2 separate regions of the Homo sapiens genome follow, and region 1 is linked to region 2. The links are chromatin contacts, found by Hi-C or POLR2A ChIA-PET in ENCODE. All regions are on one chromosome and are shown on one strand. Each heading gives the region's core, a stretch centred on a gene start or an enhancer-like site at or near the end of the contact. The rest is flanking DNA. Distances are from core to core; before and after follow the strand shown. Region 1 has its middle 25 kb from the start of SLC2A3. Region 2 holds the start of PHB2 (prohibitin 2).

Evidence for each region. A loop is a pair of places that touch in the nucleus more often than their neighbours do. ChIA-PET counts read pairs that join two places held with the same protein, here RNA polymerase II (POLR2A). Pooled maps may share reads with other maps.
Region 1: a loop to region 2 is called in a pooled map, with 4 times the contacts of the local background. The contact joins the enhancer-like site here to the promoter of PHB2 in region 2. A Hi-C loop is called at or near these places in 6 of 50 pooled maps. POLR2A ChIA-PET finds 5 or more read pairs at or near these places in 2 of 52 experiments (GM12878 and OCI-LY7).

What each region holds. Positions count from the first base shown.
Region 1 is chr12:7,959,416-7,962,115 of GRCh38, reverse strand. No RefSeq gene overlaps it. Among named protein-coding and RNA genes, the nearest start is that of SLC2A3, 25 kb to the right of the region's middle. RefSeq lists cis regulatory regions at 1,073-1,407, 2,180-2,305. Within about 2 kb of position 1,260, at least 34 of the 41 ENCODE cell types and tissues checked have a DNase peak (open chromatin) inside an H3K27ac peak, as active enhancers do; they include GM12878 and OCI-LY7, where a contact is called at or near this core.
Region 2 is chr12:6,969,386-6,972,214 of GRCh38, reverse strand. PHB2 (prohibitin 2) reads left to right here and starts at 1,551. Exons shown (of 10, transcript NM_001144831.2): 1 at 1,551-1,798; 2 at 1,935-2,019; 3 at 2,638-2,717. The coding sequence starts at 1,672. It overlaps EMG1 (EMG1 N1-specific pseudouridine methyltransferase), which reads right to left and starts at 1,302. Exons shown (of 6, transcript NM_006331.8): 1 at 1,124-1,302. The coding sequence starts at 1,291. RefSeq lists enhancers at 995-1,114, 1,165-1,344, 1,435-1,504, 1,025-1,627.

The sequences.
Region 1 (2,700 bases), core at 11-2,510, 990 kb before region 2:
GAACAACAACAAAAAAGAAATAAAACGTAAAAATGAATACATAGCCTCATCCCAGTAGAATTTAAATTCTATGCAAACAGGAAATGGAGTTCTCCTACCACACCATAGTATCCTCAGAATATAAACTGGGTTTGGCAACATAGTAGATCTGTATAAATAAACGAACCCAGACTTATATCCCCTTGTGGATTTTTCAGGCCATTTGTCTTTCTTATTCACTCTTGTTGTCACTACGTTAGTCTGCTGCTGTTTATTAATAGTATCTAGGGGAAGAAGGCCAGAGAATATCAAGGTAAGGTCCACAGCCTTTAAAGGGCCACTTGTCAGGGTATAAGATTTCATGGGTTATCTCTTAATTTTGAATTTCATTTTTTAAAAATTATAAACTTGCTTATTTTCCATTAGCTTAAAGCAGCCACTTACATGTAATTGGAATTAAGCTGGATTTTAAAATTTACCTGGGGTTCGCTCACGCCTGTAATCCTAGCACGTTGGGAGGCCAGGGTGGATCAGTTGAGCCCAGGAGTTCGAGACCACCCTGGGCAACATGGTGAAGCCTTGTCACTACAAATGATACAAACATTAGCTGGACATGGTGGCATGTGCTTATAGTCTCCGCTACTCAGGAGGCTGAGGCAGGAGGATCACTTGGGCCCAGCAGGTCGAGGCTGCAGTGAGCTGAGATCGTGACACTGCACTCCAGCCAGCTCCTTTTTGCAACAGAGAAAGACCCTGTCTCCAAAAAATAAATAAAGAAAATAAATAAATCTACATGGAATCTAGTTTTTGAATATTGTGGTTGTAATCAAAGCAACTTCCCATGTCCGAACACTTAAACAGTTACAGGATTATAGGGTCAGGCCACTGAAGTCAACACTTGTTGCACACATTTTAAAAACAGGTAGAGTATTGCTGCAATAAATTTGCATTGAATCATGCAAGAAGTACTCGAGATTTTGCACTCCCATGAGATTGTGCACATCCATGCCAAACAGACCAAGAACCAAAGAGGATGAAGGAAAACAGGACGCTGAGGGAGATAAAGATGTTGTCGTATCGCTCGGTGGCATCAACAGGAGGATAAATTCCATAGGAGGAGAAGAGAAACAGAAGAACAAAGAAGGGACCAGAGTATTTGATCCGCTTTGAGTGATGGAGCTTGTCGCTCCGGAGATTCAAGATGATCTGCAACTCACGTCTGCACTTGCTTACGCAGCCTTTTACAAAAGCAAGACGCCAGCAGGCGGGGCTAACCTACAGGGTAGATACAGACAGGAAGAAATTCTTTGGTTTCTGGGCCCGCCTCATCCAAATATTTCTGTAACTGCCCTATTCAGCTGGGAGGCTAAAAATAAGAGGTCAACAGCTTGTGTTATTTGTAAGAAAAATGCATAAATTAGGGAAGACGGGTTTTTTTTGTTTTTTTTTTTCTTTGAGACAGAGTCTCGCTCTGTCGCCCAGGCTGGAGTGCAATGGCGCAATCTCGGCTCACTACAAGCTCCGCCTCCCGGGTTCATGCTATTCTCCTGCCTCAGCCTCCCGAGTAGCTGGGACTACAGGAGCCCGTCACCATGCCCGGCTAATTTTTTTGTGTTTTTAGTAGAGACGGGGTTTCACCATGTTAGCCAGGATGGTCTCGATCTCCTGACCTTGTGATCCGCCCGCCTTGGCCTCCCAAAGTGCTGGGATTACAGGCGTGAGCCACCGCGCCCGGCCGGGAAGCTGATTTTTCACTACACAGAAAGATTGTGTGGCACTTGTAAATGAAGTATGTATAGTAGAATATGCATCAGGTCATAGAATTACTACAAGTATAATAGCTAGAAAACTGTATAGTATGTAACAGCCACTGAATGTTAAAAATGTGTTAAATGCCTGTGGTGTCAAATGTATGGAAAAGGAAAATACACGAGTCTTTTTCACTTAAGAGAGCTTTGCCGCTGCTACTTCACATCTCTTCCTCTTCAAGTTGCTAAAGGCAAATGCTAAAATATTACAGTGACCCCTTATACAAGTGAGGGTGAAGAGTTTTTGTCTCTTCAGACTATGGCATGTTCTGAGGATTGTAGTGCTATTTTGCTTAAGTACCTTAATCAGGCACTAATGTTACCTGCCCTTTCTCTTAACTTCCCCTTGCCTGAAAGGAATTGGGGCCTCAGGCTTGAAAGGAGCTTGCTCTTTGTGATTCCACCAGGAGCCGTCCCTAAAAGTGGGAGGAGAACCTCTGTTGCAAGCAGACCACACCTGCTGTTTCCACACTAAGGCTCCTCTGCAGTGGCTTCCTCCCCACTTCCTACCACATTCAATGCCCGGAGGCCAATCTGGCTGTATTCTGAGTCTTGTACTCCTTTTTGAGACTGTGATAAGAGAGTTTGCACCTCACCGCCCCTCAAGAGTACACTAAAATACATTTGCATTCACTTTCGGGGGTATTTGCCTAGTCTATGTTATTTTTTCTTTCTTTTTTTGGGGGGGTGGGGGTGGCAGATAAAGAGGGAACAGGGTTTGACTCTGCTCCCCAGGCTGGAGGGTAGTGGCTCACTGCAGCCTCAAACTCCTGGGTTCAGGGATCCTGCCTACTCAGCCTCCGGTGTAGCTGGAACTACAGGCATGGCACCACCACACCTGGCTCATTTTTAAAGTTTTTTTGTAGAGATGAAGTCTTGCTATGTTCCCCAGGCTGGTCTCAAACTCCTGACC
Region 2 (2,829 bases), core at 302-2,801:
CAGGCCTGTAATCCCAGCTACTCTGGAGGCTGAGGCAGGAGAATCGATTGAACCCGGGAGGCGGAGGCTGCAGTGAGCCAAGATCGTGCCACTGCACTCCAGCCTGGTAGAGACTGAGACTCCATCTCAAAAAAAAAAAAAAAAAAAAGTGTATTTAGAACGAAGATTAAAATCCTGGCCTGACTTCTAAACCAATGCGATTTCTTCTGGGCCTATTCAATTAGTTCTAACGGGTAAGAGAAAGGAGGAGGAAGAACACTGCCCAAGGCTTTAAGATAGAGAACTGCTGGTTCTATTACATGTGGGGAAAGAGATGAATGATAGATAAAAATGCAGATGTAAAAGTTTTAAATAATAACCAGGTCTGGACAGTGTATCATAGGTGGATATTAGAGAGAGGTGACTATGGATACTAATGAATTGAAACACGAAGCCCTTACAAAAAGTGTGGGCAGACTAGGCTACATAACTACGTTTCTCATCTGCCCAGTAACTTGTCTTGGGATGTGGAATGACGCAAGGAACGAAACTTTCCTCTGCTTAGACTACTATACCACAGAATCCTGGTAAACCAATTGGAAGCAAGGAGGTGAGGGCTAGAATATCATTCAAAAAGAGCAAAAGAAAATGAGTACTACCGGCCGGGCACAGTGGCTCACGCCTCTAATCCCAACACTTTGGGAGGCCGAGGCGGGCGGATCACTTGAGGTCAGGAGTTCGAGACCAGCGTGGCCAACATGGTGAAACCCCATCTGAACTAAAAATACAAAAAAATTAGCCGGGCGTGGTGGCACCTGCCTGTAGTCCCAGCTACTCCAGAGGCTGAGTCAGGAGAACTGTTTGAAGGCGGGAGGCAGAAGTTGCAGTGAGCCGAGGTCGCGCAACTGCACTCCAGCCTGGGCGACAGAGCGAGACTCCGTCTCAAAAAAAAAAAAAAAAAGAAAGAAAAATGAGTACTACCATCCCAGGATGTCAAATCAACGCAAAGCCAACCAAGCCACCTTCCTTCAAAAGCATCTTTCACCCCTCTCTGCTTTCTACATCCACTCTGGGCCCCTTACCCTCATTCCACGGAGTCCCAACCTATCGATTTACTACTTCTCCACTTCCTGTCCCAAACTACCTTGACTGTCTCCAGACTGGCCCCTTCCAGCACCACAATAAGCCTACGGCCTCCGATCTTGTTTCCTGCCCCTAGTCGGGGCCGCTTGGGTGGCAGAGCATCCCAGTCCTGTGCCTGCTCCCCACCGCTTCGTTCACGAGGCTTGAATCCATCACTGGGCGCGGCCATCTTGCAACAATACCGGAAGTTGCGCTAACGCTCTTAAATAAGAACAGCGCGGCTTCTAATCACAAATTTCCTTCCGGCTGCCATTTTGAAAGTGGGCCAGGAAATGGAGATGACTTGCTGTCTTGCGCTGCCCTCCCTGGGAGGGCAGCCTTCCAGAAAGGGGCGGGACTTCCGTATGCGCGATTCCTGTGCGCGAAGTTCGGGTCCGTAGTGGGCTAAGGGGGAGGGTTTCAAAGGGAGCGCACTTCCGCTGCCCTTTCTTTCGCCAGCCTTACGGGCCCGAACCCTCGTGTGAAGGGTGCAGTACCTAAGCCGGAGCGGGGTAGAGGCGGGCCGGCACCCCCTTCTGACCTCCAGTGCCGCCGGCCTCAAGATCAGACATGGCCCAGAACTTGAAGGACTTGGCGGGACGGCTGCCCGCCGGGCCCCGGGGCATGGGCACGGCCCTGAAGCTGTTGCTGGGGGCCGGCGCCGTGGCCTACGGTGTGCGCGAATCTGTGTTCACCGGTGAGCAACCTCCGCCTGCTCGCCGGACGCTTCCAGTCCCTCCCCCAAACCCCTTGCCCTGTCCCCGCGCCCCTCCACGGGCCTAGCATTTCCTCTGAGCAGCGGCCTGGCCTGATCACCACCCATCTCCCCACAGTGGAAGGCGGGCACAGAGCCATCTTCTTCAATCGGATCGGTGGAGTGCAGCAGGACACTATCCTGGCCGAGGGCCTTCACTTCAGGTAATGGCGGGCAGAGCCTGCTGACCCTGACCTTTCACCCTTGACGCCGACCCAGCAGTGGCTATAGTCGGACGTGCAACAGGATTCAACGCTGCTCTTTTCCCACCCTCCTCATCCCTGCCCCTAGGATAGTGGGTGCTGCGAGAACCTCCAGCAGCATACAAACTGTTGTTTTCCAGAGGGACAAGAGAATCTCTCCTTGTCTGTGGTCGTGGAGAGGAGCAGGCCAAAAAACGCGTGGTGAGGGGAAACCGGGCAAGGCTAGTGAAACTGCGGCCTTTTCTTTTTTTTTTTTTGGAGAGGGAGTCTTGCTCTGTCGCCCAGGCTGGAGTGCAGTGGCGCGATCTCGGCTCACTGCAACCTCCGCCTCCTGATTTCAAGCGATTCTCCTGCCTCAGCCTCACGAGTAGCTGGGATTACAGGCGCCCGCCACCACGCCCGGCTAATTTTTGTATTTTAGTAGAGACGGGGTTTCACTATGTAGATCAAGCTGGTCTCGAACTCCTGACCTCAAATGATCCGCCCGCCTCGGCCTCCCAAAGTGCTGGGATTACAGGCGTGAGCCACCGCGCCCGGCCGAAACTGTGGCCTCTTAATACCTATCCCTGTCCTCTCCAGGATCCCTTGGTTCCAGTACCCCATTATCTATGACATTCGGGCCAGACCTCGAAAAATCTCCTCCCCTACAGGCTCCAAAGGTAGGTCTGAGCACTTGGTAATCACATGGCAGGTGGGATGATCAAGGTAGCTGGCAAGAAACCCCAGGGGAATATGGTAGTGTCAGGCCTTTAGGCCTCTTTCCACATCTGC